4 separate regions of the Mus musculus genome follow, and all the other regions are linked to region 2. Evidence: chromatin loops called from intact Hi-C (ENCODE). Cell type or tissue: heart. All regions are shown on one strand. Each heading gives the region's core, and the rest is flanking DNA. Links, peaks and the distances in the headings are about the cores only.

The links. Hi-C counts contacts between places; a loop is a spot of excess contacts. Peaks named below come from ENCODE experiments on the same cell type or tissue, not always from the same donor. Only the 100,000 strongest peaks of a DNase experiment are listed, where the experiment ranks them.
Region 1: a loop joins it to region 2, with 2.0 times the contacts of the local background. A loop is called at or near these places in 7 of 42 quality-filtered maps.
Region 3: it touches region 2 in a loop (2.2-fold over the local background); 8 of 42 quality-filtered maps call a loop at or near these places.
Region 4: a loop joins it to region 2, with 2.9 times the contacts of the local background. A loop is called at or near these places in 5 of 42 quality-filtered maps.

What each region holds. Positions count from the first base shown.
Region 1 is chr13:116,948,649-116,956,450 of GRCm38, reverse strand. The region is part of intron 3 of Parp8 (poly (ADP-ribose) polymerase family, member 8); the gene reads left to right. Among named protein-coding and RNA genes, the nearest start is that of Parp8, 73 kb to the left of the region's middle. In heart, for the core only: no CTCF peak of the experiment used is centred there; no DNase peak of the experiment used is centred there.
Region 2 is chr13:117,020,543-117,028,344 of GRCm38, reverse strand. It overlaps Parp8 (poly (ADP-ribose) polymerase family, member 8), which reads left to right and starts at 2,814. Exons shown (of 27, transcript NM_001081009.2): 1 at 2,814-2,980; 2 at 3,068-3,169; 3 at 4,116-4,170. The coding sequence starts at 3,079. In heart, for the core only: no CTCF peak of the experiment used is centred there; DNase peaks (open chromatin) are centred at 2,724, 2,934, 3,314 and 3,964; H3K4me3 peaks cover 2,842 bases; H3K27ac peaks cover 2,494 bases.
Region 3 is chr13:116,938,691-116,946,492 of GRCm38, reverse strand. It overlaps Parp8 (poly (ADP-ribose) polymerase family, member 8), which reads left to right. Exons shown (of 27, transcript NM_001081009.2): 4 at 7,712-7,749. Among named protein-coding and RNA genes, the nearest start is that of Parp8, 83 kb to the left of the region's middle. In heart, for the core only: no CTCF peak of the experiment used is centred there; no DNase peak of the experiment used is centred there.
Region 4 is chr13:117,123,366-117,131,167 of GRCm38, reverse strand. It overlaps Gm6416 (predicted gene 6416), which reads right to left and starts at 1,143. Exons shown (of 4, transcript NR_046023.1): 1 at 1,106-1,143; 2 at 904-1,011; 3 at 675-718. In heart, for the core only: no CTCF peak of the experiment used is centred there; no DNase peak of the experiment used is centred there; H3K4me3 peaks cover 523 bases; H3K27ac peaks cover 1,329 bases.

The DNA.
Region 1 (7,802 bases), core at 1,244-6,243, 72 kb after region 2:
GAAGACCTAATTAAAGCACTGCCGACCAGGTCCTTCAGTATATGGCTGAATCACTTGACTTGGACACTTAACAGTGTAAGTTGTCATTTGAACGACAATTGCAAACAGACAATAATATTGACTGGGCAGAACTTAGCTACCTTTTGTTGTTGTTGGAACGGTAGGAGCTGAGACTGAATAGTTCTCGTGAAACAATGCCTTTTTATTTCTGGTCTGTGGTCAGAGGTGCCTGACTCCAAATGGGTGAAAATCTGGCTTCTGATATGTTGTCAATTCAACTCTCTTAACGGGCAAGGGAAAGTCCAAATTGTTAACACCAGCACATGTGTTTCATTTTGTTGAATTTCCTTTTGATACAAGATCTCACCATGTACTGCAGGCTGCCTTCCAACTTGCTGTGTAGCCCTCACTGGCCTCAAATTCAATATTATGTCAGCCTCTCAAGTCCTAAGTTTGAAGGTATCACTGCTGGTTTCTTATGACCTTTACTGCCAACCAACGAACCAATAAACAAGTCAACAAAAAACACTTTTCAGATTTTAAAATCCTTGATCAAGTAGTTCCTTTTTAGTAGCTCTTAAATTGTCCTATGAATGGTTGCCTTTAAGAACATTATCACAATTCTTGAAAAATGATGCCCAGAAATAGATAGCAGTATTTATTGTTACATCCGTAACTTCACAAAGAAGGGACAGGAATTATGGCTGTTGAATCATTTACCCAATGGCCCATCAGTTTATTGGCTCACAGGTTCACAATTTGTGTGATGTATACGAAAGCAGTTTGTTCATGGGTGTTATCACTTGTTAACAATTTAATATATTTTTTTCTCTTGTTCCATCTCTGATCATAGGAGGCTTCTTTTCCTATCCAGTTATGATTACTTATTTTCTCACCGGGTCAGAGACCCTACATTCCGAGCAGACGTGGCTCCCACGCTCATCCCCTGTTTCCTTCCATCTGTTTCTTTGCCAGCGTCTGGAGAATTTTCAGACACTGCCTGCCCCCTTTCCTTTTCAAAGCCTCCTGTTAGCGGCTCTGTCCACATAGACGTTTCCCGACTTTCCCATAGTCTCAATGGTAAGCAGTAGTCTTCGCCAAGGAGGAAGGGGAACATGATTTGCTTTGTTACGGAGATATCTGTATAGGTATCTTAATGGAGCCTGTACTTTAAATGATATTTAATCTAAGCATCATGAAAGTGATCCAAAGGTTTTGACTGCCTAGCTTCAGCTTCTGTTTTCACAGAAGGATTTATTTTTGACCTCACCGAGATGTTGATCTTCTTATCTGTCGGTTCATGTGAATGTCGAACTGTCTCCTCGTGGATCTTTTTTTGGGATAGAGGGTCGAGGCGGGGAAGCCTCATGGGGAATATTCATCTTTCCCCTCTGTTGTACTTGTAGCTCAGTGGCCCTGCTGAGAACAGAAGGGAAGGCTTGGGTGGTATAGATGTGAGATGGTTGTCCTTCCCTTTGGTCTGTCGCCAGCAAATTCTGTCGTGAGGTCTCTTCATGATTACAGGGCATTGGTGTGTTACTGAAGACCCCACCATCATTTCACACTTATTGTTTGAACTGTACTTATTGTTACATAAATTGATTTTTCTCTTCCTATTTCATGGCCCTAGAACTACATAGTTTGTTCTCAGATCCTGTCTCCAGTATGAGAGCGTGTATTTTCTGTCTCAAAATAACTGATAAACTAAATGTTAGGTAGGCATCCTGTGGTAAAAGGAGCATTAACATCCACATCATTAGACTTTCTTTATATTCTGTATTCTGAGAAATTTCTTCATTGAATTTTCTGGACCTATAGGTAGATTTGTCTTTGGAAATAAAAGGGTGACTTTTGTGGGTTTTAGAGCTTTCTCTGTTTCAGTGAATTTGTGCTGCCAAAATCAAGGCTAGCAACACATGGGTTTACTCTAAGCGTGCAGTATGTAAAAAAAGAAGCTGAGACAATGGAGTAATTTTGCTCATCTTAAAATTTAGATCACAACAAACATGCTGAAATTATGCAAAACCAACTGCCAGAGTAATCTATTCCAGAGTAAGGTTAGTATTATTCTAGAGTCACAAGGATCATCAGAATTACTACGTGCCATGGTTGATTGTTATGACAGAACGTCATCTTGGACAAAATGATGTGATAATTATGAGGGCCCCCTCCCCTCCCCCTCCCTTCTCTCCCCCTCCTTTCCCCTCCCCTCTGACTCCACAACCCAGGTTGGTCATGGATTGTAGCTCCTGCTTTAGCCTCTTCCGTGCTGAGGTTCCATGCAAGCATCAGCAATACGCACCTGCAGGAAGGTCTTCATGTGCTCCATGGCTTACTGGGTGCTTCTCTGCAGAAATAGGGCTGTAATTAGATTCCAGTCTGTTCCTGCTCAGCTCCCGTTGGAGCCTGTTAGAACAATGGATGTTCTGTAACTTATTTTATGCATATTCGTATGGCTTGCAAATATTGAACATCATGGCTTTGAATTACGCCTTACGTTTGTTAAGCATTTATAATGTTACAAATGCCGAGTGTAGTGTTCCTCATGATTTTGGGCATGTCGAGTTATAGATGGCTAGATTTATAAACAGAAGATGTGGCTCTTTTGTCCTCACTTCACATTATATAGTGTAATAAAATTCTGTTGTCATGATTTATTTCACCTATGCTCTAAATTAAGCTCTGTCTTTTCATCTGTTCCTATGAGTAAAAAGTAACTGAAAATCAGAGTAAACATGCATAGCATCATTTGGTTTAGGTTATTTTATTTTCTGCAAAGCATAAAGTATATATTTTTTCCTACCATGATTTAGGAATTATTAAATGTCATGGCAAAGGAGCTATATGTTTTCATATTTGGAACACCTTTTAGGATATATGTATGTCTAGAACCTGGAATACAATAAGTTATACAGAGAAACTAGATCTCATCAGGGAAATAAGCATTATTGTGAGTAGTGGTCTCTGAGGGCTGGCAAGATGGTTCTGTGGTTAAGATTGTATACACACTACTCTTCAATAGTACCCAAGTTCAGTTTTTAGCATCATAGCAGGTGGCCAAAAAAGGCCTGTTACTCTTGGCTACCTTCAGTACCTGCACATACATCACACACATGCACACGCACACACACACACACACACACCACAAAGTAAAAATCTTAAAAACAGTTAAGTCAGTCAATCAACCAATCAATCAATCAATCAATATGGTGTTTCAGGAAGGTTTGAGATGAGGAAAGGTATGTTGAGACAGATTATCACTGTGTGGATCAATTTGGTCAGTGGAATAGAAGCTCTGAATCCCTAAGAAAATTTAGTACCTGAAGGATGAAATAAAGATTCTCAGAGTATATTAGTTATACACTTTCATGTGAACTGTGGAATGTAATTTTTGCATTAAATTTGGTGTTTTTCCCTATGAATATATTTAATAACTATTAATAAAGTATATTTTAAAATGCTCAATAAAGAAACAAAAGATCAAAAAAGCAACAACCAATAAATTACCATCCCATCCTCCAAAGGTTTTCCTTAGTCTCCATTGCAGTAGACATTCATGCAGAGTGTATCTTACATACTGACAGCTTTGACCTTACACCCTCTGTGTATAACAGGACATTGCTTTATATATTATTTTCAACAGGAATGCGGCTGTAACCTGATTCAGAGTAGTTTCACTTAGCTTGTGGCTTTAGCGTTTTTGTTGTGGGTATACTATTATTTAATCAACTCTGTGAGCATTTTTATAATTTTTACTTTTCCAAGCATAGAAGTGGGCCAAGGAGAGGATTCAGCCAGGAAAGATGCTTGCTATCAAGTTGAAGACTTGTGTTCAATCCTTGGAACCCACACAGTAGAAGGAGAGAATCAACTTTCACAAGGTGTTCTCAGACTTACACATCTGTGCACTTACATCTGTGCACTTACCATGCACACACACACACACACACACACACACACAAACACACAAGAAAAGGTTTAAAAAAGAACCAAAGTACTTTAAGTAGTGTCTTCTGTGTTTCCATGGTTGATCTACTCAGTTTTGAACCCGAGTTAATCTGAATAAGGAGTTATTTAGTTTGGATTCTAGATCTGTGTTACAGATGCTGCTTACATGGTTCACATGAGGACGGTAGCTGTAGACAATTACCGAGGTGTGCATTTTCTAGCACACAAATGCATTTGTAGTGCCAAAGAATGCCTCATATCCCTACCAGTTTCTTAACAGCATATGGCCAGATTTCCAGGTGGAAAATACAGAATTTTGTCAATTTTCAAATTAAAGTTTTTTCTTAGATTATTTCTCCTGTGATAATCAGTAATTTTTTTCAGACAGGGAGTGGTGGTGCATTTCTATGATACCAGCACATTGGAAGCCAGGCTATCGAGTAAGGCTGTTCTTCCAAACATCTAAAAATCAAGTGTCATCATCATCATCAACAACAACAACAACAACAGCAATAAAAAAAAAAACCAACCAAAACCCTAGCATAGAAGCAGGCAGGTCTTAATGAGCTCAGGGCCATTCTGGTCTACATCTAGTCTTGCAAGTCTACTTTTAGCATATCGCAAGCAAGCAAGCAAGCAAGCAAGCAAGCAAGCAAGCAAGCAACCAATATTAACCAAAATGAATCAGTAAATATGAGAACCAAGGCCTGGAATATGCATGTCTGCAATTGTGGAACAACAGGATAAAATTAACTTTTCAACATTCTCAAAGGAAATCTTAGATTGGCCGTTCCTTTCTGTCTTTCTGGAGATAGCATCTCACTTTACCCCTTAGCCCAGGCTAGCCCTGAACTCTTGCTCTTCCTAGCTTAGCCTCCTTTATACTGGCATGTGGATTTCACAAGCCCTTATTATTCACATCTCTGAGGTAAGAAAATAAAAGTAGGAATTTCCCCAACCACATTTCACCCCCAGCATCTACATGATTCATCTTATGAGAGCTCACATGTTTTCCCAGGTTTCTTGACTTGTTCCCTTCCTCTTCAGATTGGGAAACTGTAGGGGAGTTTCGAGGCCAGTTTTCTTGGGAGAAACTGAAAGTATGATTTTAAGAGGTTCGGTCATTACTTCTTAATAATTGCTTTTCATTCCCAATTAATTGAAAATTATCTTCAAGCAAATTGAAGGGTAAGGGTATAAGGTAACATTAATTATAAAGTCAACATATCCTTATAGGATGGGAAAGCTCATCCCGGTTGAGCCAATGAAATTCACAATGTTGAACAAGAAGCAAAAACCATCATGAGGAGTTTGTGACTCAAGTGATCAGCAAAAATCAGATGTTTCAAAAGGTTTCACAGTAGCATGTAAAAGCTGTGTCCACAGAACTTAGAAATAGCTTGAAAGAAGTTATATAGGCTCTTTCAGCTATACTTTGGAAAACAGTACCCAAGCAGCAGCAATATCTAAAGGGATCTCCACAACTAGATGTCCCGCACCAGTTAATTCTGTTCCGTGTTGTCCTCCTTTCCTTGGCTCTGAGATCAACAGTGTATTTTCTGCTTCTTACGAAGAGAAGCCTACATGCCAGTGTCCCACTGAGATGCACGTCCAGACTGTTGTCAGAGTCAGAGTATTGTCAGAACTTGCCTCTCCCTTCCTAGAACCACACAGCTTCCTGTCTTGGTTGTTTATGGATTTGAGGCATTGCATAGTCACTTGCTTAAGAATAAATTGTATTCATTAATTGAATGCTCATCAATTAACTTCATGATCAAAATATGTCAGTGTAATTGTACCTTTCGATTTAGTCTTGTGAGAATAAAACATTGTTTCCAAAGCTTAGTGAACAGTAAAAGCATACTTGATTTTAGTAAGATACCCTCCCCGCCTACCTACTGATAACTGATCTAGAGACTGAGAGCTGCAGCTCGCCCCGTCGGGTTGATGTCTTAACCTGATATCAAAGACTGCATTCCAGAAGGAAGCAAGAGTAGTGTTGAGGAGTCTGTGGCTATCTAATACCAGCTCAACACACACAGGTCTGGAAGACTGACTCAGAGAGACAGACATTTGTGGTCCTGCATTTTTTTTCCTTGTAATCTATCTACTTACACTTTTTTTGAAGTTCTTCTGTAAAAGTTCGGAATTGTATCACTTGAAACTCTAAATTGAGGCCCTTGGTATTACGAAGATCATATGCCCCAGTACAGGGGAATGCCAAGGCCAGGAATCAGGAGTGGGTGGCTTGGGGAGCAGGGTAGGCGGGGAGGGTATAGGGGGATTTGGGGATAGCATTTGAAATGTAAATGAAGAAAATATCTAATAAAATGCCTTAAACATTAAAGTACAAAATGATTAGAAGAAAAATTAACTCGTTACTATATTCTACATGTCAGATTCAGTAGGCATTAGGCATAGCATGAAAATATAGTTAGTATTCAATGCAAATTAGGATACTAAAAATTAGACATATTTAAAAAAATATGTCTGTAAAATTCAGATGGTTTCAGTTTGGCAAACAAAAATATTTCCTGCTAGCTTAACACAATGAAAAGAAAGTCATGGTTCATGAGTTAAACATTTAGAATGAAAGTTGATGAGGGATCTTTCTCTGTCTGTGAACTTTTCTACAGTCTCTGTCCCCCCCCCCCCCCACACACACAACAGCCCCCGTGTGCACTCATGCATGTAGCCAATGTATCCATGGATTAGCTTGCTTGTGGGTGTCCTAAGGCTCTAGCAGATACAGAACTTCCTCATTCCCATGCAGGACGAATGAGTGAGTTATTTCTTGCATAATCATTTTCTAAAAGTCCAAGCTGTGCTCTGGACTAGCCACCCTGAAGCACGGAACAAAAGCCTTTGGGAACCCTGTTAGCAAAGAGGTGTAATATGCTTTTGTTTTATGTTTTGAATTTAAAGCGTGTGTGTGTGTGTGTGTGTGTGTGTGTGTACAGAGGACACTTTGTATGTTGGTCTCTCCTGTCTTTACATAGGTTCAAGAGATAGAACGTAAGTTGTCAGGCTTGAACAGAAAGCAGTTTTATCTGCCATCTTACTTTGTTGTTCTTGTTTGGGGTGGTGGTTTGTCCATTTGTTTGAGAAAGAGAATTATATAGCCCTGACTGGCTTCAAGCCACCATGCAATACAGCATGACTTTGAACTTGTGACCCTTCTTTCCATACCTCCCGAGTGTGCTACCACATCTAGGTATAGCACGTGCTGAGGATCAAACCCGGGTGCTTTTTCTTCGGCGGCATTGTCAGCTCTTGGGATCTGTTGCTGATTGGCTTGTTCAGTGAGCTTTCCTCTCCTACCTCATGAGGGGAATTTTTTTTCATACAATCTTTAAAGAGAAGCTGGGGAGGGAAAGCAGTGGAGAGATTTTGAGGAGACCTGGTGTTATCTGTGCCTATGGAATTTTGTTTCTTTTCGGTCTTTAATGTGAGGCAGGGCAGGGAGTGGAGAAGTCATTTTCACTGATGGAGTCTCATCACACAAGCAGCCTTCCTCTGCATATCATCCTCCGTGTAACCTGCAGACAGCACTCAGCAGGAGATGGTATCTCCTAACCAAATAAGCAGCAGGCAGTCTAACTCACTTATATAGAGCACAGTTCAAGCTCAATACAAGCTTAATACAGGCCATCCTTTGTCTTTATGTGTGGTGTGGTCTTCAAGTTTTGAATGATTGTTATTATTTGTAAAGTCATTTTGAATGTGTTTATTTATCATTGAAAGACAAAAGGATTTGTAGGTTATAAATAAACACTAATCGCACAAATATAGTATTCTCCATGGTAAGTGAGTGACATTCTTCTACTTAAATATACTGTAGACTTTTGCATGGA
Region 2 (7,802 bases), core at 1,591-6,590:
CTACCTCTCTATCTACATTGTTCCTTGCAGCCTTTCTCTATAAGGTACGTCAGTTTCAGACAGCTTCTTTATTAGCCAAGTTCCTACGAGGAATTGAAATGGCTCAGACGTCCTCATCAAGACCCATCCCGAGGAAAAGAAGTGGTCATTGTGGCTGTGGTTACAGCAGATCTAAGGAATGTGGAGCTGTGTTCTTTAGCTTCAGTGGGGATGGCTGTCCAAGATGGAATGGTTCTTGTCTGCCAGGAGAAGTAGTTGGGATGAAACTTATTTTCTGTGAGGCAGAGTTCCATCTGTCAGGGAGGACCATATCAGTCTTACTAAGTCTCCTGTCAACACTCACAGGCTCAGAACGGGACCCAGGAAGACTCTGAGCCATTTCAATTCCTCGTAGGAACTCGGCTAATAAAGAAGCTGTCTGAAACTGGCGTGCCTTATAGAGAAAGGCTGCAAGGAACAATGTAGATGGAGAGGTAGAAGAACCTACCTCTCTAATAGGCATCACTTACAGGAGTTAAGCATTGTTGCAACACTGTTCAATACATGTTATGGGCAAGGGGCTTTGTTGCCATCCCTTTTAACGATACCTAGAGAACTAGGATAGGTTGATACCTTAACTCTTAAGCTTGCAATACCTTGCCTTGCTGTCTGGCTGCCTTAAGCAAAGGATTATCAGCCGAGCAGCCAGCCCAAATACTCGCATCCTAGCCATGTGCCATTCCGAATACTCCTGGAGGCTTTAGGAAGCTTTACTGCAAAGCACCACTGCTCCTTGCCTCTGGGATGGAAGAAGCAACCCAGCTACCAAAGTGAAGCGTAACTCTTAACTCCTAACCTCACGGCCTCGGACTCAAGTGTTTCAAATAGCACTGGATCTCTTGCTGCCTCACGCCTTGGTAAACTCTAGATAACCTTGAAGCCTTCTCCACCCACTATCAGCTGGAGACTAGTTTCCCTAGTGATCCTCAGGCCTGCGATTGGTGCCCACATGGTCCCGTATGAGGGAGGAACTGCCAGGATTGGTTCATACATGTGCTTTTCTTTCCTGGCTATATAATCAGATTATTTGGCTCACTTTATTACAACGTTAACCCTTAGTGAAGTCTCTTCAAGCAAGGCAGCGAAGGGAAAGCGAAGGCCTTGGGTGCTCTGTGGATGAGATCCCCAGAGCTCTCAAGCTTCAAGGGATATGGATCTGAGCAGCTACAGGCCTCAGACCAGTCTCACAGTGACCTGTCTCTGTAGTTAGGTTAAGGATCACTGTGTCCAAGGCCAGGCTCAAAGGAGAGCTTTAACCCTGCAAAGCCCCACCTAACTGCTGTGGGATGTATGCTGTCTTCTGCCGTCACTAAAGGCTGTCGGAAACTGAGGATTACAAGAGGAAAAGCGTGAGAATACAGATGATGTTAAAAGGCTGGATATATACCATAAGCCTCCAGCCTGAGTGTTTCCAGCAGTCAGTCTCTGCCTTGAAAAGGGTTTGAAATTCTAATACTCTTCTGGGCGTGTCTGTTCAGCCCCTAGGCTCCAGGGTACTGACTCAGGCTTGCCAGCACAGGAAAAGCTTCCCCTACTCACTATTCCTATCGGGAAGATTAAAAGGTTCCGGACAACATGATTGATAACACCTCCTATATTCCAGACACTGCTTGGTCTTAGAATGCAAAACAATATACCTATGGTCTGCCTGGGGGACACTTCTCAGAAACGATGCTAAAGAAAAGAGCTTGGTGGAGCGGGTTCAGGTTCCTTGCGGCAGAAAAGGTGGACCAACCATCATAAGCTTAAAGCAGGGCAATAGAGAGCGGACAGTATGGTTTTCCTTGTTGCGCAAGGTATTAGGGCTGGAGAAACTTTCCCTTGCCTCAGCCCACAGAAGGCTGAGGTTTTGAATAAGACCCAAGCCAGGTATCCCTGACTTAGGGAGTCCCCTCAGGCCAATTTCTTATGAACAGAGCTGGAAAGGAAGAACAAGAGTCTTTGGAGTCTAGAAAGGGCTTCATTTTCAAAAGAGCTTCTCAAACCTGGGACAAACAAACAAACAAACAAACCACCCTGAGAAGCAAAAGCAAAGCAAAACAATAAAAGAACCCCCATCACCTCACCACCAAAAAAGAAGGCAATAAGGAAATGGGAGAGTCCTCCTAGAGTGATCTCCAGCCTTTCTCCCTTTGCCTGATGTGATTACAAGGAAAGACTTGTTCACTTTATTTTTAATTCGTAAAGATTTTTTTTTCTTTTCCCCCTCTTTCTTCCTCCCAGCCACTCCGGCTTGGGTTTCCATATGACTCATAATTCCTTCTGAAAGTGGAGTCGAATTCATAAAAGTGGTGGAAAGAGGAGGGGTGGTGGTGGTGGTGCGGGAGAGGCTGGGAGCTCCAGGGAGTCTTCACTACCTACACTGTCACTCAGCTCCCGGCTCGAGTGGCAGTCGGGGGTGGGGAAATCCAGCCTGCGCGGATGGCGGATACTATTAAAGCCCCAGCGGCGCGCAGCCGGGCCCGGTGACCCGCGGCGGGTGCGGGAGGGTCTGCGGCTGGCGGGCGGCGCTGCAGCAGCCTGGGCACGGCCGCCGCCCGCGGGCGCGAGTGTGCGCGGGTGTGGGAAGGCCGGCGTGCGGGCCGCGAGGGGTGTGCGCGCGTGAGTCGGAGCGGGGCTCGCCCCTCTCCGGCGCCTGCCGCTCCACAGCTGCCGATCGCTCTCCAGCGGTCCCCGGCCCCCTTCGGGCCCCTCGTTTTCCTACGGCCGTCAGTCCGGGCGGGGGTGGGGGGGGAGGGAGAAAGTGAGACTCCGTGTCATCACCATCCATTGTCAGAACAGGAGGAAATTGGAATCCAGCAGCGGCGAGCAGCAGCTGGGCGGTCACATCTGGGAATGCAAAGCCGACCTCCTCCTCCTCCTCCTCCTCCACCTCCTCCTCCTCTCTCACCCGGGATCACTTCCGAAACCACTTCGCCTTCAGCCCCTGCCTCGGCCAGAGGTTTCATTTTTAACTGAATATTTACGAAAGCTGGAAGCGTGCGAGGGGGGTGGGGTGGAGTGGAAATAGCGGCTGCTTCTTTTCCAGGGATTTATTTAATGGGGATGTGTTCAAGGCAAGAGAGAATTCAGAAGGATATCGACGTCGTGATCCAGAAGTCAAGAGCCGAGAAAGACTGCCTGTTTGCAGGTGAGTTCTTGCCTCTCGGATCCTGGGACCAGGAGTCAGCCTCCCCTCTGTCTACCCCCATTGCCCAGATTTCTGACCGCGACGCGTGTAGCTTGGGAGTGTGGGGCGGCAAGTCCCCATTCCGGGTGCATTTGGAAATAGCTGCAGCGGCGTGAGCTGAAACCCAAAGAGGAGGGGGGCACGAGCCACCCCCCTCCCCCCCAAAAAACCCCACCAGGCCAGGGCAGTCTCCGGCTCCTGGGGCAGGACCCGCGCGATCAGAGTGCAGGGGCCGGGCGCTGGGTTCCAGCCATTGGCGGTGCCCAGAGCATCCGAGCTTTGCCTCCCGGCTTCGGCAGCCGTGGCCGAGCGGGGCGGGCTAGAGCCCGGCGGCTTTGCGCCATCGGCCGAGCGGCGGCGGCCGGGAAGGGACCGGCTGCGCTGCGCTGCGCTGCGCTGCTCCCGCCAGGCGCCGAGGCCCCGGGAGAAGGCAGCGCTGGGCCGAGCTCCCGCCCCCTCCGCTGCACCCGCTCCTCGGCGAGCGCGCAGGACACCGCCCCGGGGAAGGGATGGATGGATTCCCGGGGTTCCCGAGCTACGCAGGCCCAACCTGGGGGTCGCTTTGCGTCCATCTTTGCTCCCCGTCCTCCCACCCCCCCATCCAAGGCCGAGGGCAGTTCGGGCTTCGCAGCCCGAAGCCTGCCAGGGGCTGCTTCCGGCTGCTTGGCTGGGAATTTCCCGCTGTTGCCATGGCACCCGGCACTTGTTGCGGGGGGCGGCCTCCCGCTGCACCCCACGGGGTGCTCCGCATCCCCTCCTGCACCACCCTGCTGGCGGCCCCTAGCTCTCCAGCCTTTGCTTCCCTCCCCATCGGGCCTCCTAGGCTCACACAAAAGTGTAGGTTCAAGACAGAATTGGGGTTAAAAACAACACATGGGGTGGCTTATAACACGACTTTCCGTTTCAGATTTCAGATACTCAGACTCCACCTTTACTTTCACCTACGTTGGCGGCCCCAAAAGGTATTTATGTGTATAGAGTTGCTTCATTTCCTGTTCACACGCTTGTGTTTCCTTTGTTCCTGGTGTCTTCCGTGTTTGGGTATTTTTTTGCTTGTTTGTTTAATCTTGGGACTGCTATCTAGCTGCATTCCTCGCCAGTTGTCTCCCGATTTTATATAGAAGAGGGAAAATAAATATGTTTGAAGTTTTTTTTTTCTTCTTAAGCTAACAGAGGATGAGCAGAACTCCACATAGTGTTCTGCTTCAGTAGTAGATTGCTCTTTAGGCGTTCTGGATTTGACACAGGCGACACCGTGCAAAATTGGTACATTGAGCATGGAGTGAAATATGTGAAAGACATAAAAAGATGTCACAAAATAGTTTGATCGCCACCAGTGCTTATTTTGCCAACGTGTCTCTTTTTTCCATTTTCCTGAAGGTTGACATAAACACGTGGTCTTCCCAGTTCCCCAGGCGTTTTTCTTTTTTCCTCCGCAAAGGAGTGGTTATTTTGGTTTTCACATTTAGTTGTAGAAAAGATTTTGGAGAGTTATATGAAGCTGGCGTGGATGGCTTTTCCTTTGGGGGAAGAGATGCATATTTTAGTAGTCAATTGTCAGGGCTTTGATGCAGCTCAAAGGCAATTTTGAACGGAGGAAGAAGAATTTGCATCAAAAGTTTCTACACCTTGCTTTCTTCATTTTTGTGGTTTGGGTTTTCTTTATCCAATTGCTTTTAGAGACAACTGGTTTAAAAGAGCTGGGGCTACTGACTTAGTCTGTGGAGACTCTTCACCCTAGTGCTGTTGTTAGGAGTCCACATTCAAAATAGCTTGACCACCTTCCAAAATATCTCTTAGCTAATGAAAATATTTATGAATATGGAAATGGCAAAGAAGCTCTGGTCTGTAAATATCTTTTTAAATGTGTACCCTTAAAATACTTAGAGTTTATGTTGCGTCATTTATCTCATAATAAAATTTTAGAATGGTTATCCTATACCCAAATAAAGTCCCAGGATTGGCCTCACGTTGATTGACTAGTTGAGAATGTATCAGTGAATTATTAAGCTTCATTGCCTTTTGGGGGAGAGAATAAATTACATTATTTCTTAATTTCTGAGAGTACCATCATTTTTGTAATTATGGATCAAATTAAATTAGAGGGTGTTTGATTAAATTAACACTGCTGCTACACTTAATATCCGAAGGACATTATCATATGACGGATGTCCTCTTGGATAACTATAAGGGCTAAAACATTCTTTGTGTCAATTGAAATAATTCCCAGGCAGTTAGGTGGAGTCAGTTGTCCCCTTCCTTTAGTGGATTGCGGGGATAGGGATATCCTAAGTGGGCTTTTCTTTGAGGTAGGTAGGTGTGTGTGTGTGTGTGTGTGTGTGTGTGTATCTTTCCTCTAGCCTAGCCTGGCCTAGAACTCACAGTAGTTCTCCTGCCTCAGCCTTCCAGGTGCTCTGATTTCTAGTAAGACAGTTGTGGTCTCAGTGTCTGTACCAGGAGGGGCACACAATGACTTTAGTTGCTTACATCTGTTAGATGCTGCAGTTAAGATTTTTTTTTTTAATTGGCAATTCCTGAGCTGGAGGTGGAGAAGTTATGAATGTCTCCAGGATCACGTCTAAGGTGTTGGGATGAATAATTAACTAATTAAGATAACATCAGTTTTCCCTGTAGGAACAAGTACCATGACTACTTTTAAAGTGAGAAATACTTCCTTTGCTATGTCATTCTATTATGAGGTGATGTTTTTCTGTTGTGCCTATTTAAGTATCTGGAGCTTGTGTGTATAATAGGGAAAGAAAATTGGTAGAGCTCTGTGATTGCCTTGTTTTCTCTGAGGCTGGTTCTACAGCACAACAAATATACAGTTGTTTAATACAGGACAATAAGAAATCTATTTTTTATTTGTATAGTGGGGCAGAGAGTTTCTCAGAAATACATTGCTTTCATTAGCCATATTAGAGACCCACAGTTATTATCCACTTCCCAACCCGACATAGAGACCAAGTGTTTATAATTAAAATAGCTTTGCTGGATTCTGATTTATTTATGTATTTTAAAAATTGATTTTGATCCAGTCCCACTGTAATCCTGGCTGGCCTGGGATTCACTGTAAAGGTCACTCTGGCTTTGGACTTGGTGTTTGTCCTGCGTTTGCCTCCTGAGTGTTGGAGTTGCAGACGTGACCAACTACACCAGCTCTGTCTCGATTTATTGTGCTTATCATCTTATAGTACTGGATTAGTGTTGTCATGGCAAATAAATTAGACTTCTCCATTGAAGGAAGTCTTCTACAGAGAGTAGTGGGTGAATTGATTTCAGCTGCTATTTCATTTAAACCATTAGAAATATTTTTCAATTCAAGTTGTAGATAAAATTTAACATACCATTTAATCGTACCTAACACTTTCTAAGAATGACTTACATGCCCCAAACATTATAAAAGGTGATCACTCACATTACTATTAAAAGAAAGAATTCAGAACCTTCATGTTTGCTTTTGTAAACTTTATGTGTCTGTTGATAACTGGAAATGCAAAGAGCTGGTTTGATGGTTCGGCCTGAGCATTGGCCTTATACATAGGGGCAAAGTACTGGTTAGTGTTGGGCATCCTGCCTTGGTGGACCGAACTGAGGGGTGAGGATGAAGAGATACTTGGATCAAAGCTGGAAAAGTTCGTGGGGTCCCTCTCCTCACTTTCGGGTGTGTGGAGGCTCAGAGACGGTTCAATGGGCATGGCAAGGTCCCATTTATGCAGTTAACTGAGGAGTGCCAAGGTGTGAGTCCCCGTTCTGCCACAGTGCTGAGGCATGTGCTGCCTCCTGTACGTAGGCTGTTTGACCTTCCTGAGGATGCAAACAGAGTCACATAAACAGACACAGCAGACCACAGAGCTGAGCAGACACTTGTAATGTTTAATGTCTGTTGGTTGGGGGAAAGGGTGTTAAATATTGTGAACATTGCTTTTCCAGGCATCTACCCCCACTTAACATTTGTTCAATACATAATACTGTTTAACTCTCTCATTCTAGCAGTGGTCCTTTAACAGCCCCTATCCCCACCCTGAATCCCAGTGCTGCTTGATTCCAGACGTTTGCTAAGAACAGATCTCCTCTGTCCACAATTTAGAGTTCATGCAAAAAAAATCATTTTTTTTTCTAGTACACTTTTTCATGCTTCTGATCTTTTGGCATTTTCTTTTTCCTATACGAAGTAACAGGACATTCCTTAAAACCTCAAAGGACAGGAGCTCCGATTTTGCATCTTGCCTGTGGTCAGACATAGAGTTAGTGCCAGAAGAAACAGAAGGGATAAAATGTGCAGGCACCAGATAACGGGGATAGGAAAGCTGACTAAGTCTTTGGGGCCAGAGGTTATTAAAGTTCAGGGCAGAATGGAGTGCAGTCAGGAGTGATTGCCTGACTGCAGATTGCTCTGGGAATTCCCTGAACTTTTAACCATGGAAAGATTGTGACAAATAAAACATATGTAAGAACTTCCGTAAGAACTTCCGGTTGTTAGAAGTTTCGAATGGGCTGGTGAAGTGGTGAAGCTGGTAAAGGCACCTGTCACCAAGCCTGATGACTTGACTTGACTTGACTTCAGTCCCTGCACCCACCTGTCCCCTGAAAG
Region 3 (7,802 bases), core at 1,255-6,254, 82 kb after region 2:
CTGTGCATGCATTTGCTCAGGAGACAAGGAGCCATTTGTTCTGCAGTGTCACTAGTGGGTTTAACTTATCGTACTTAGTCCTAGCATGGAATATGTGATATTTAAACAATTCCCAGTCAAACCTTTTTCCATCTGACACTGGCGGTTTTCCACCAGCCTGCTTCTGTTTAGGAGAAATGATACTCCTTTTACTACGTTTTAAAAATGGTAGCAGTTTACATAAAAGCTTTAATGTGTAGTACACCCCTGACACATAACTTGCTAATTAATGTTGAATTGCTATAGAAACTACAGAAAATAACTAGTGCTTCCATTTTTTTAAACTTATTTATTTATTAAGTCCTCCTGTCTAGTGTTCCACTGGGTTTTGGCTCACACCCTAGGGAGAGCTGCAAGGCGCCTGCTACCATCATTTTGTAGACTTGAAAATGTGAGTCTCAGAGATTGCGTGATGGTGACATCCAAAGCCCAGTCTACTTCTTCACATCACAAGAGGCTCAGGAAGGCACTGATGGAGAAGTCTCACACTCACTGTGTTTGTGGTGATTTTGAGTATGTGCCACGTGCGGTGGCAGGCAACGTTTTCATAAAAGTTTAAACACTCCCTTAGGTAGGGAATTGCTATGGTATTACATTCAGGAATTTTGAGAACTATGATCTGTGCATCCTTCCATCTTCAAAATTACATGTTGGGTGGTATGCCATCATGTCTTGGCCCTGAGTATTTGAGAATCAATAGAGTTGTTCTTCCCCTGAGGTCTGGAGGAGATTCAGTGTCGAGGTCAAGAAGTGTTACCCAAAGGAAGGAATCTACTCTTTTGTCTTGGTGGTCAGGGAAGTTTGTGAGGAACTTGGCCTGGGATTGAGTCGTAAAGGAGCATGAGGAGTGAGAAATACATTAGGCAAATACTGCTTTGTGAGAGTAGCAATAATCCTTCCTGTGTAATCTGTGTGTCCTGTGTGTCTCCTTTTAAAACATTGCATTGTCTCATACGTTCTCATAACAGTTGAAGTGGAAGACTACTTACTGGTGATCACACAGCACAGCTCACTGTGGCAGAATGTCAATTCAGGATTCAGATCTATACAATCTGGTGTGTCCGTGTGCACGTGCGTGTGTGCGCGTGCGCAGGCAGGGAGAGGGGGGAGGGAGAGACAGACAGAGATATCTCAGTTATGATACAAATTGAAACGTTAATCTGTGAGGCAGACTAGAAAAGAGGAAAATTACCAGGACATGGGAGGGGGAAAGCCCTTCATTTAGGATCCTGATTAAAGCCTCTCCCCAGCTGAGTGTGGAGACTTCCAGCACAATTAATATCTACTATGTAGACTGCCTATGATGAAGTCAAGGATCCTGCTTTTTCTGGGGGGAGAAGAGGAGTCAGTGATGTCCCTGCAGCCACCACGGCCGTGGAGCAATACCTGTCACCAGCATGTCTGTAGTGTAAATGAAGTGTGGGAACAGCCCTAGCGCCTTGTCTCACTACATGCTGTAGTTGTACTGACGGAAGTAATTCAGATGTGCGGGAAGGCTCTTTCATTCAGAGTCCCCCGGAGAGAAGGGAGGGGAGCCGTTCTTCTCAAGCAGTATCTCTGTAGGTGTATATCTGTAGTACATATATATTTATTATGGAAACACGCCTCATGGTACCAAACGTGTTTCTTTTACAGCATCGGAAAATAACTTCTTGTTTTACAAACGTCTACTTTCTCCTCTTGCTGAGGATGCTTTGAACCACAGGTCTTGCCTCTACCTCCCACGTACTGGGATTCCAGATTTGAAAATATTCTTAGGGTAAGGATGTAATTCAGCTGGCAGAATGCTTGCCTGGCATGGCATGTCCCAAGCCTGAGTCCAGTCTTTGGCACCACATAAAACTGAATGTGGGCACATGTATGCCATCTCAGCACACAGAGTTGGAAGTAAGATCACAAGTTCAAGGCTATCCTTAGGTATACATGGAGTTCAAGGCCTGGGCTATGTAAGACCTTGCCTTGAAAACAAAGCCTTCTATCCTACTGCCTTTTAAGTTGGCCTAAGGTCAAAATCATGCATGCACAATACAATACTTGGGAGAGTTGGCTCTTTAGAATTGCATCATTAGTGTACATGTAAGTATGTGTACCACAGTGTGAGTATGGAATTCGCTCTCATGACAGCTTCTCTCCTCCCTCATCCATGTTGGTTCTGGGGATCAAACTCAGTTTGTCAAGCTTGTATTGTCTGGTGGCCTGTGCCTTTACCTGCTTAGTTATCTCTCTCGTCATCCCTCATTTGTTTATTCTAAGTAGGTTTTTTTTCTTAATATCTGTGTAGTTAGATTTTTTTCCCCACTTCTATAAAAACATTGATATTATAAATTATAGAATTGTGAGACTAATAAAACAAAAAATCTCAAGTGGACTGTGGGTTTATGGGATCTTTGTAGCATATTGGTAGGTTAGGCTTGATGGAAATGAGAGATGTTCGTCTCTTTCTGTGTGGGTGCAGGTACTGTAAGTCTGTATGTCAGTCTTTAGCGGGAGAAATAGTTTAAACGCCTAAGGGAGCAGCCAAATGGCAGCCCCCTTTACATTAATATGAAATAAAATGATTTGACAGCTAGAGGGCAAATGATGAGGTTTTAGAAATTTGTCAGGATTTATAAATGAAAAGAGTAAACTATAGGCATGTGTGAGATGTAAGGTCTAAGGTTCACTGGGTCAAGCCTTTACTAACTGATGTTGAGGGCCTTGTGTGTCTATGTGTGCTCACAAACCTTAGTGTCACTGTCCCTGTGACAGCTGTCAGGCGTCTAGGGGACACTGCCAAGCACAACTCAATCTACCATTTGGAGCTTTTGAGGCAAGGTTGGAACTTCACAGCGAAAGAGCTGAGGGTGCTGTAATGAGCAGTTATCTAGAGCCAGGCAGAGGGTGGACTGAACCCTGGAGGCAGCCCAGGGAAAACCAAAGGGGTGAAAACGTTTTCTAAAGTTTGGAGGAGTCAGAGCTGAAGAGTAGAACAGGAAGGTTTGACTTTGTACAGGAGATGCAGTTCTACCCTCAGGTCCAGATCTAGGGTCTGAAGAGGAGGGTGAGGTGAACGAGGCCTTGGGTCTCTATGTAGCTTAACACAGTTGTGATATCGTATTGACGGGGGTGATGTAAGAGTACTGATGAAGTAGGAAAGTGCACTAGAATCTCCTAATTGTGGTGTTACACAGCGATCACAGCTAGTGACTGGGGAAGAATAGGAGAACACTGGCCTGTTGTCATTGGCAAATGCTTCCTTGGGAAATGAAACATGATAATGAGCGAAACGGTGAATGTTGTCGGTCTTGAACGGGATCAAACAAGCAAACCGTGCTCCGAATAGTCCCTAAAGCACTTGGGGTGAGCCTGGGGTGGGATCCAAGGATAGGTCCATTTCCCTCGGCAGCACCATGGAGGCAGAAGCCCCATGCTGCATGGCAGCAGCGAGGTGGCTTCTGCTGGTGTTTTCAGCGTCTCATGTCCAGGTGAGCAAAATAGTTTGGGATCTGCATTGGTTTCTGCATTTTGCTTTTCCTCGTGTGAATTCTAGAAATCTGATATAACCATGAAAGCTGAGAGCTCTCGAGCCTCTGTTATTAGAAAATGTGCTTCAGATTTCAGGGCAGAGGCAAAAGAGGTAGCACACAGGACAATCCTTGTTGGGTTAAACCTGGGGTCTTGTGGAGGAAAAAAAAAGGAGAGTTCAGGACCTAGGAATTTTGCTTTGCAGATGGCCCCGTAGTGTTAGGGGGTTTATTATAAAATACAGGTATTGCATTCAACACCCATGACATGTCTCCTAAGATTCCTTTACTTTCAGTCTGTTCTCACCTCTATTTTAAGAACCTGTCTTCCATTACCTCCTGTATTAGCTACCTTTCCCGTGCTGTGATAAAACACTGACCAAAGCAGCTTACAAGAGGAAGGCTTCATCTGGCTTAAACGGTTCCTGAACACTGAGAGTCCATCACGGCAAGGAGACACAAAAGCAAGTGGCAGTTATGGTGTCTGTCACAGTTAGCTGACAGCTCACATCTTGAGCTGCAAGCACAGAGGGTCACAAAGTCCACCTCCAGCGGCATAACTTCCTCTAGCAAGGACATACAAAATGCACCTCCCCAAAGTGCCATGACTTGGATACCAAGTATTCATACACAACTTAAATACGCTCATTAAAACCACCACACCCCGTGCTATTCTTTTAAGGTTTTTTAAAAAAAAAATATTATTGTTTATTATTGTTATTTTGAGCCAAGGTCTTTCCCTGTATTCCTGTCTTGTTTTAAATTTGATCACCAACTCTGTCATCTTCCTACGAAAATTAAATAGTTTTCTTAAAGTTGAGAACATTGGAATGAGGAGTAAGTTTGTATCTTTGGCCTCTCCATGAGAGGGTTCAGAAGGAAAAGGAAATAAGGTGCAAATGATGAATTTAAATGCAAGAATGACCCTGGGAATGGTTCCAGTCATAGGACTAAAACCCAAGTGTAAGGTGAGGTGTCAGTGGCGGAACATCGGATGGCTCCTTTCGGATGGCCCTCTGCCTGTGCTGCAGAACGAAGTCTTTCCTCAGGCCAAATACTATCAGAGGACTTACGCAAGTAATAGAAAAAGATTAATGGATTCCAGCTTACACTTCTGACCCGAAGCACCTCAAGCTATGGTCCACATATAGATTATACCAAACAACATGTCAACCGACCCGAAGTTCTCCGACAAAGCTTTTTAATGTATTCACAACACAGCCTCGTCCAGGACTATGAGGGCATTTCCCCCCTGAATCTAGAGATTGCTTCAGGGTTTCCTCCTGTCATCTTTTATTTTGAGTTTGCCAGGACAGCACTTGCAGGGTGTATAGCATTCACTATGAACAGCACAATCCAGCCCTACTCTGAAAGCTACTTAAGCTTTGATCTCGGCCTCACCCCACCCCACCTTTCCCTGCCCCCCTCCCCATTTGGCCCTGCCCATTAGAGCCTTGAGCTTAATCATCCAAGTCTGCTCTTAGTGGACTGTTTCCCTTAGCATTCTGCAAAGCTACAGACCGAAACTGATTAAGATTTTACAGGCCTGGTGATTTTCCTCCTGGTATTCACCCAAAAATCAAGCTTTAGGTCTGGGAGCTGATGAATCATCCTGCAAGGCTTTTGTTTTCTGTTTGATGCTTGAAAAATTAGGCATGCTCATGAACGTGGGACTACCCCCTATAATTACGAGGCCATTAGCCCCTTAAAAGTAAAATTGTCGGTGTTAGCTTTAGTTTCTGATAAATGTAATATATTCTTTTTCTTTTCTTTTTTTTTTTTTGCAAATCAAATCGAATTCTCCAGAGAGCATTCATTCATACAAAACTCCTGTTAATTTTAGTGCTTGAGGCTCATAATGGTAATACACACTTAATCCCTGCATTGTGGAGATGGGCGCAAGTACAAGGGTCAATGTCCAAAAGTCTCCCTGGGTTACATTGTGATCTTGAGGCCAGCTTGAATTGCCCGAGACCATGTCTTCACAAAACAGCATAAGACGAACGGAAAGAACTGGAGCTGGGCTAAGGTTCCTGAGCTGTTGCTGAATAACTGGCAGAATAGTGGGGCCCTCCGTCAAAGCATCAGAAGACCTGGAGAGCGTGGACATGGAACCTCCAGTCTTTCTGAACTGACACTGAAGCTGATTTTGTATAAGTGACTTTTTCTCTATTACCTAGGTAGTCAGTCTCCAAACAACACCAAGGCTCCTGCTAGTCTATAACAGGCTCCCAGCCTGGACAAAGACAGAGGAATGGATTAAGGGTTCATTTGACATTTAGACATTGATTTGAGCAAAAATGAGGTCGAGTAATTTGGGTTGTGACCATGGGGTGGTGGAAATAGATTCAGATTGGAATTGGGTATAATTGTCCAGTTGCCTGGGCTCTCTGTCATCTAGCACTGCCTCATTGAAGAGGCAGACTCATCAACAAGGATTTCATTGCTCCGTAGTAGATTCCCACTGTGTTAGCAAGTGAACCACGAGAGAGTGAGCTTGCATTGGGTCACAGTGTTTATTTCCCTACCAAGATTTAGGTACCAGTGGCGTGGATATTTTACCTCCTTGGCATTTGACTCAGGGTTGTGATTTCAGTAGCTGGGGTTTTGACTGGGCTTAGCATCTGCCATTTGGTCTCATTTTATCATTTCCTCCCTGTATATCCCACTAAACCTTGCTCTTGTTTTACTACTACAATAGGGTGGTAATTTGCGTTTTCCTTGTTTCCATCTTGGGTAATTTTTTTTTTTTTTTTTTAGATAATAATTCACTGTCATTCTTACTTTACAGTTGTGTAAATGAAAGCACACACACTCATACACACACATTCATGTCACACTGGAGATGACAGAATTGGAGAACTGTGAAAGAACTGATTGGACGCCTGCATGGAGCTTGGGGCATTAAGATGAAGGGATGACAATAAGTGCATAGTTCCTGATTCTGATTATGTAGTACATATGTGTCACATGCATGACAGAATGACACAGAAGAACACACACTTTAATGTCCGTTTCTTGGTTTAGGTGCTCTTCTATGTAGTTATTTCCAAATTAAGAAGTAAACGATTGGGCTTTATACTGCCCAGGCTCTTCCTCTGTGTTCATTACTTGTTATTATGCTTCTGTGGGTTAGTCATCCGTGTTATCTCCTTTGATTGTTCTGCTTAAATGTGATTTCACATTAACATGATTGGCTTCTTGACTTACTAATTGAGCAGCAAAATACCCTTCACGAACAGTAGCATATCTTTTCTGTACAACTCCCCTAACCCATTTAAATGCCTACTGTTGTCTGACTCCTGGGTATCATACACTAAAACAGTTGGCCATGGACTGATATAATTCAATACGGAGCTTGAATCTCAAAGGATTTGCAGTCTTCTGTATAGACAAAGAAAACCGAAGAAATAGGTTATCTAAATGTCTATCATCTGAAACAGATTTGTAGAGGCATAAGGGTTCCTGAGAAAGGACTGGGAAATTGTTTACATATATTTTAACTTTCTTTCCTCCCGACGCTGGTCTGTAGTCCTCAGAATTGATAGCATTTTGTGTGTTATAATGGATTTGAAAGAGTGAATTAAGAAGAATAACTTAGTTACATGCATCTATCATCACATTAATTTTAAGTCAAATGTCTTTTTTTTTGTTTCTTTGTTTTTAAAAAACACTTGTTGGGGAGCAGTGTTAAAAATAAATGCTGGGGTTGGGGACACAGCTGGGTGGCAGAGAGTCGAGTGTGTACAAGGTCCTGAGGTCTCTCCTCAGCAACAGACACTTTAAATTCTCTAATGCAGTACTAACTCCAGAACATGCTCTCTCGTATGGAAAGAAAACTTGGGAAAAGCAGAACCAAAATATAGTTTCTCATTGTGAGGAGCTTTCGCGTGCTGCTGAAATGAAAAGACTTGTTTATACGGAGAGGGAGATCGCCATCAGGAGAATAATGACTGTGTCAGGAAGGACTGGGATGACCTACTCACACTCAAATTCACGTCTGCGTGTTTCCCGTAGCCCCTTTAAATCAGCCTTCTGGTCTGTGTGGGCAGTGTGCTTACACTTGTATTTGTATAAATAGATGGGCAACACGGGGTGGGCTTTTGTTGTGTAAAAGCACGACTCTTTCCACAGTGACTTAAACCTTTCTCTCTTCCCTGTCTTTGCAGTGTATCCTACTCCGTCCACGTCTCAGAAGACTACCCAGGTATGCTTTCCCTTCAAGTGCCTATTAAGCACTTTTGACCTTGTTGTTCTTCT
Region 4 (7,802 bases), core at 1,701-6,700, 100 kb before region 2:
AATATTGCACTATATATTGATATATTACCACCAATAATGGGATGATCATTTGTGGGCAGGTTTTTCTGTGAACATATATGCTCATTTGTTTTAGATAATAATTATGAGTGGAGTTGCTATATCATATTTTAAGTGTATGGTTAACTTTGTAAGAAACAGAGATAAATTGCCAAGAGTGATGGCTCACACTTTTGATCCTAGCACTTGGGAGTCAGAGGCCTGCACATTTCTGAGTTAGAGGCCAGCCTGGTCTACATGCAAGTCCTAAGCTACCCATAGCTACGTGATGAGATTCTGTTAAAAAATAAATCAAAAAGCTTTCTGTGATGATACCACTGTCACAAAATGGGGAATTGTTTCTAAATATAGCTAAACTTTCTGTAAGAAACATAACGAACACCATCTCCAAACTGTGACATGATACCAAAGGCCAGGGGTTCTCTGCCCGCCCAGTGAGAGCAGTGTTGAGAGAGGAATCCACCTGCAGGCTAAAGCTATAAAGAATACGCTTACTGAGGCTCCAGTGTGCAGAGCTCAGCGGCAGATCAAGAGGATACTGGATCTTAAGAGATGTGAGCAGTTTGAACTGGGAGATAACAAAAAGATGAAGGCCAAGTGATCCCCATCTCGGCTGAACGTTTTATGAAGACAATCATTCATGATATTATACTCACTTCATCTGGTTGCAGTTTGTCTTCTGGGAAGGGATAAACCAGATCTGTGAACAACAAAAGAAAAAAGAAATTAACAAAAGTTATCTTCTAAAATAATTGCACCCAGAAGCAATAGGCAAGTTCTAGCTGCCTCAAGCCCTACTCAACATTCTCTGCATTAGAGTCACACCACTGGAACACACACCGAAAGCAACTCCCTTACACAGAGTAAGGTTTTATTCTGGCTCACAGCTTTGTAGGTTTTGGTTGGTGCTGGCTCTGTCCAGTTGTTTGGGCTCTGGTGGTGACACAGCATGTCTTCAGGCAGTAGATCAAAACCATCCTCTCCTTGGCTATGCTGTAAAAGAGTACAGGAAAAAAAAATCCTAGCTCTTCACAGACCCTTCAAGGGCATCCTCCAACTGCTGGGAAGATCTCCCACAAGACTCTACCTCTTGAAGTCTGCACAGTCTCCCTCCAGTGACACTCTGGAGCCCAATTTCTTAGCACTCAGGCCTTTGGGGACCATTCCAAATCCAAACGATGCAATACTGTTAGTCTTCCTAATTATAGCCGCGTTTGTGAGCCTGTCATCTCCTCCAGTTTTAATTTGCATTTCCCTGCTGAGAAGTGACTTTGATCGGCTTCTTATTGGAATTTGTGTATTTTTCCCGTAAGTATCTCTTCAGTCTTGGGTCTGTTTTCAAATGGTATGGGTTAATAATGAAATGCTCCCCTTCTCACTCGCCTTGAACCTTGGCAGTCTGCAGACTCAAAATGCCATTTACAGAGAGGACAAAATTTTGAATTAGATTCATGAAAGAACCTGTTAGTAACAATTAGTCACTCCGTTTTCTGCCCCTGACTCCTTCCTCAAAGGGCTTCAGCCAGCTTGTGGCACACCATCTTTCTTTTTAGTTGGAGTTTCCATTGCTTGTGGGACTCCATCTTTCTTTCTTTTTTCTTTTTTCTTTTCTTTTTTTGTTTTTTTGTTTTTTTTTTTTTCAAGACAGGGTTTCTCTGTGTAGCCCTGGATGTCCTGGAACTCACTTTGTAGACCAGGCTGGCCTCGAACTCAGAAATGCGCCTGCCTCTGCCTCCCAAGTGCTGGGTTTAAAGGCGTGCGCCACCACCACCTGGCCCATCTTTCTTTCTATTTAGAGCCTCCACTGTGGCTCTATTCAGTGCTACTGTCCCTGACCACTTAAATGAAAACCATGCCTATCCTCTATTGTCACATCCACAGCGGTGCTCTTGAGAAGAGATCACATCCAACCTACTTTCCAGGGAAATCTCCAGCATACCTTACACCCCAGCTCACACTGAGGATTGAACAAATATTAGTTTTAAATAATTTAACCTCAATTACCCATGAATTAATAATTTGGAGGGGAAATATGTTCAAAAGTATTATTCCATATATAATTCTTTTTGAAACACTGTACTGTTGTTAATAGTCTGTAAGTGGGAATTATTACATAATTATTTACCTCAGTTTACACACACTATTAAGCCAGCATTTGCTAAATACTTACTCTTCTGTTCTCTACTCTCAAAATATGTAATAAAATATTTACATATAGCAATAAAAGTTAATGTGCCCAAGTGCAAATAGGCAACAATCACATAACACAGCCAGCAGTAACATGAAATAAACTCTAATTATTAAAGAGGAAGAAAATGAGAAGGGGGAAATCTCACTCTCGTGAATAACTAAGAACAAGGATCATTTTAAGATATGTAACTATCTCTACAGAAAAAGGTTGCATAATTTATACTTAATTAAAAAAAGACAAAGGTTGCAATGTCATTTATTTATGGAACCAAGTAACGTATCTATGCATATTTTCCAGACATTCAAATAGTACTCTGTGACTTCCCTTTTAAAAATAACTTTGCCTGACTATATAACATTATAAATACGATGCAGGTGTTATGTACAGTTGCATCTTAGAAATTAATCAAATTGTCCGAAGTTAAGCACCTAGGAAGTTTCTATTGTGTCCTAATTGTGAAGTATATACTTTGCAGGAAGAGGAGAGATGTGGCTAAATGGAGTAAGTTCATAAATTACATTCGGAATCAAGTCTAACTTCTGCACACATAAGCAGAGGAAGATCAAGTCCACATGGTCCTTGTCTCCCAGCCCCAGGCTGCCCCAGCTTACGTTTAAACCCTGCTGTCACTTGGGATAAAGCACACTCAGTCTCAGCCCAGTTATCTGTTGAGAAGCTCTTCAATTTTCGCAGTCAGGACATGTTTAATTTTCTCAATCAGTAAGATTGAAAAGAAGACATGTATCTTTTAGTCATCATTTGATTTCCGATATCATGTCTAGCCTGTTATCAAGTTGTTGTTTTTTAATTATGAGGTGAGAAGAAAGATTGGCAGTTATTTCTTACTTCCTTTCTTAAGCTTCAAGCCCGAAAGGGGAAGAGAATCCTAAACGTAACGACAATTCAATCATTTGCTTATCATGGAAGAAGGCACTTCTAAATTTAAAAATAGCGCTTGCCTAGAGCCGAGTTATCAAAATCTATTCCTGTCACAGCTACTAACTAGCCCTGTGTCATAAGACACTTCTCCTTTCCATTTCAGGTACCTGAGCGTGGCTGGAAAGCGGCTGATATTCTGAAACACCTTTCAGTTCTGAAGGTTTTCTTTTCTTTTTTTTTTTATGGCTGTCTTCCCATATTTATCTTTTTTTCCTAGTCTCCATTGCAACCAGTCCACTTTCTATTACTCCACAATTACCTCAGCACTTTGCTCCAAAAAAAAAAAAAAATCTACCTTTGACTTTACTGAGGATTTAGCTTTCTAAAATGTCACCAGAACCTTCCATTGGAATGTTTTGCCACACATGGTCAAGCCTTCTGCTTGAGCCAGCGCCATCCTTCTTTGGTGTGAGAACATGCAGCGTGCTTCCTCTTCTCTTGCCAATTTTTTGTTTATCATCATTCCTGCCTATCACGTGCACTTCTTTTCTTTGTAGCCCAAGAAATCTTACCCTACTCGTGAGTCACATTCTCTAAATCACTAAGATGGTTTATCTAGTGACTAATAAGGAAAGGCACTCTTGGCCCCCAAGAGACAGAGAAGCCAAAGGGGCACACCTTATGACGGATCTTCCCAATGTTGTGTTCCCTCTGCTGCCTAATGATGAAGGCTGTTAATGCTCTAACGCTAACTCATCTGCGCTGTGCAGGCCACCAGCTGAAGAGTGGTGAGGCCTTACTGCTCCTGTGCGGAAAACTACCGTCTCTAAGAGATGATCATGATAAACATATAAGAGATGAGAATTTGTTCGTGAATGCCTCAGTTTCCCTGGGCTGCAGTGGGATCATACTTTATTGTGTTACACACACCTCACCATATGTTGGCACTAGGTTGAAACCCAGATACCCAGTGTGGACCTACAGGAGGAGGCTCTCTGTCTTGTTTATACTTTTCTTGGTCTTATTTCTGCACCCCTCCATCCCTGCCATGGAAGGCTGACCCTCACAGGCACTATTACCATTCAGACATTTTGCAGAAGGACTTCTAAGGGAGATTTGTGAGCATATGGTTTTTTCCTGGTTTGGTTTTCTTAAAAGAAAATTATTTCGCTTATGGTTTCAAAGTTTATCAATCCGTATTTATGTGTCATTCTCTTATAAAATCTATCAAATGTCCCAAGCTATTACTGTTTTTTTTCCCTCTTCTTGAAGGTTTCATTCTTACAAGAATGGGTATTTTCTCCTTTCAGTGAATTAGCCCATAGTTTATTGACTCTCATTTCTAATTTTTACTTAGTCCTGCATTTTCTATTTCACTCATTTCTAGTTTTACATTTAAAATTTCTTCCTCTTTTGTTTACTATGTCAGTGGCTTTTTATAAACTTGAGCCTCCTTCCATAGTGAAGTAGGTCTGGAACTCACAAGATAGCTCAGGTCAACCTTGAACTCATGAGCAGTCTTCCAACATCTGTGGCTGTTTGAAGTGAATGCTACATTTTGTTGCTCTGCCTGTCTTATCCTTCAATTAGTGGATATAAAATTTCTATCCAAACATTGACTGAAAACTACCAGTCAGGGTACAGAGTGCCTTTATTGTCTATTGTCTATGATTTTCAAATACTTTTAAAGTTCCACCGAATTTATTTAGTAGAGTATCACCTAGCAATGCAATATGTTATTTCCAAAATTGCTGGGTATGATTAGATAGTTTTGGTTATTTGTTTCTAGTTTACCTTCTTTGATTATAAACTTATAGAACCTTTCTACGTGTATGTGCATACAAGCTTATGAGTATACATGTGTACAGGTGCATATGCATGTGTTTGGTGGCTAGAGGACAGCCCCAAGTGTCATCCTCAGGGATGCTGCTGACCTTCTTTGAGACAGAGTCAATCACTGGTCAGGATAGACTGAACTGAAGGGAACTGTAGGGATCCTCCTGTCTCCACTATCCTACCACTCCGATTACAAGCAGGGGCTCCCATGCCTGGGGTTTTCGCATAGCCTCCAGGAGCAAAGCCCACTCAGGTCCTCATGCTAGAGGTGTTCCTCCTGCTTGAGAGGCAGAAGTGCTTTAGCAGCTGAGCTCTGAGAATCGTAGTCAGCTTAGAGATTTTAGCCAAACCCTTAATTTATATGAATGTCTAAAATCCTTACAAAGCATAAACCTTCTGTTTGTTTGGGGAATCATGCTCTAAAATATGTGTCTGGCTAGAGACTGTTAATAAAATTTAGCTATTTTAATACTTTTCTTCTATCTAATCTATCACTTTCTTAACTAGTCCATTGAACTATTCCAAGCAGAATTATAGATTGGGAAAGTTTTGTCCCAGTAACTCTACCAGTCTGTAATTTTGATTTATCTGTTGCATAGTCCTGGTTCAGCAGGCTTGCATTGTAATTGCTCTATTTTTGTTAATTATTCACTTTTCTGTTAATATTTTTCATCACTTTCAAGAATACTATCTTCTGTCTTCACCTCAGGTCCCATGCTCAACATGTCGGTCTTGAAAACTTGGGTCCCCGCTCCATGCAGGTGCTGAGGCTTTATGTGCCCGTGGCTTTCTAGGTGACAATCCCAGGAACCATGTGATACATTCCTTCGTTGTGTCAGGCAACTCCACATCTAAACCCTGGGCTTTGTTGTTCTCTCTTTTAAGAATCTGGATGGAGAAGTAGGTAAGTAAAGACAAGGAACATGACAGAGAGATAACAGACTCATATATACAGAAAGGGGATGTCTATCTATAGTGCAGCATACAGGGGAAGAGATGAGAAGTGCACACAAGATTGGATGTTTCAGTATGTGTTCTCTGCCATCTTGTTTGTGAGGTCTATCAACTGTCAAGTAGAAAACTTGACTATTTGCTCTTTTTTTTTTTTCTTTTTTTTTTAGGATTTATTATATTATGTATGTGAGTACACTGTCACTGTCTTCAGACACACCAGAAGAGGGCATCGGATCCCATTACAGATGTGACTGCTGAGAATTGAACTCAGGAACTGATCTGGAAGAGCAGTCGGTGCTCTTAACCACTGAGCCATCTCTCCAGCCCAACTAATTGCTGTTTCAATTCAAACCTTTGGGTTGCAAATATGGCTTTTTGATGTGAAATGAATTTTCTGGAGCAATGTAGTCAGCATCCTGCTTGCTCTGCTGTACACATAGCCCTAGAGGTTACAAGCTTCTAGTTGCTTCCCCTGGAATGCACAGCTCCCCTCTAGTGATGCTCCTGATGTAGTTCTGCAGGAGGTCCTGCTAAGTGCTTACTGCTTTTAGAAATGGCACCTGGGCTGGTGCCCAAACATGCATTAAGAGGGAGAATGGTATTAATGTGCCCTTAAAAAACATTTTTTATAGCCTAGCAGGAAGAAAAATCACTTTGTTCTCATAATTTGCTTTATGTCTTCTTATTATCAGTGTTAATTGCAGTTTTCTAATAAAGTATTTATTTAACCTCCATCAGTTTATTTTCTTCTCATAAAATTTATTCTTCCTGGAAAATTTATTTCTTCCTTTCAAAATTCTATATAATTTAATTAAGAGTTTTGGACGAATAATCAAAATAACTAATGGCGGAGACATTGCTGAAGTGGGTGGCTGAGACACTCGTTAGTGTAATGTCTAATTTATTTTCTTTCAGTCTATTTAGACTTTAAAATTCAAGCTCTTTTTCTTTTCTAAAAGTAAAGAAGTCTTAAGAGGTCTAAATCGAGCTAAGCCAGACACATCCACTTACATTTTTAACAATTTTGCCTGTATTTTGACAGCTTTTCTTCCTTCACCATTCAGATTATAATTTATGGTTTCATTTCACAGCAGTTAAATATTATAGTCAGTTTTAGGGAGTGAAAAAAGTATCATAATCCGGCTTCCCAATACTGTCATCCACGAGTCATTTGGAAAATTTAGGAATCTGTCCAACTAGATTTCTCCTAACACATGTCTATGTCTGTGTACAGTGCTAGGACTATCAATTCTTCACATTGGGAAAGCGATAAAACAAAATAAAATGAGATAATGAAATAGGGTATCAAGTGAAACACGAATATGACCATGCCACCTGAAGAACTACTGATGCAAATTTATTTAAATTCATCTTATACATTTCTACCAGTACTCTATATAATACAAATTGATGAAAATAAATCTTTCACTTAGGAGCAAAGAATTAAACACAAAATATATTTTGTTATCAATTATAATCAGTTATTATAAATTACAAAATTTGTATTGTTTTAAATTTTTATTTATTAGTGTGTGCACAAGCATGTGTGTGTGTGTGTGTGTGTGTGTGTGTGTGTGTGTGTGTGTGAGATGTGTATTTGTGAGTACAGGTGTCTGCAGGCCATAGTGCACTGTGGATGTCAGAAGAAAACATCTTTTTTAAAAATTAGGTATTTATTTCATTTACATTTCCAATGCTATCCCAAAAGTCCCCCACAAGCTCCCCCACCCACTCCCCGACGCACCCACTCCACTTCTTGGCCCTGGCGTTCCCCTGTACTGAGGCATATAAAGTTTGCAAGACCAATGGGCCTCTCTTTCCACTGATGGACGATTAGGCCATCTTCTGATATATATACAGCTAGAGACACGAGCTCCAGGGGGTACTGGTTAGTTCATATTGTTGTTCCACCTATAGGGTTGCA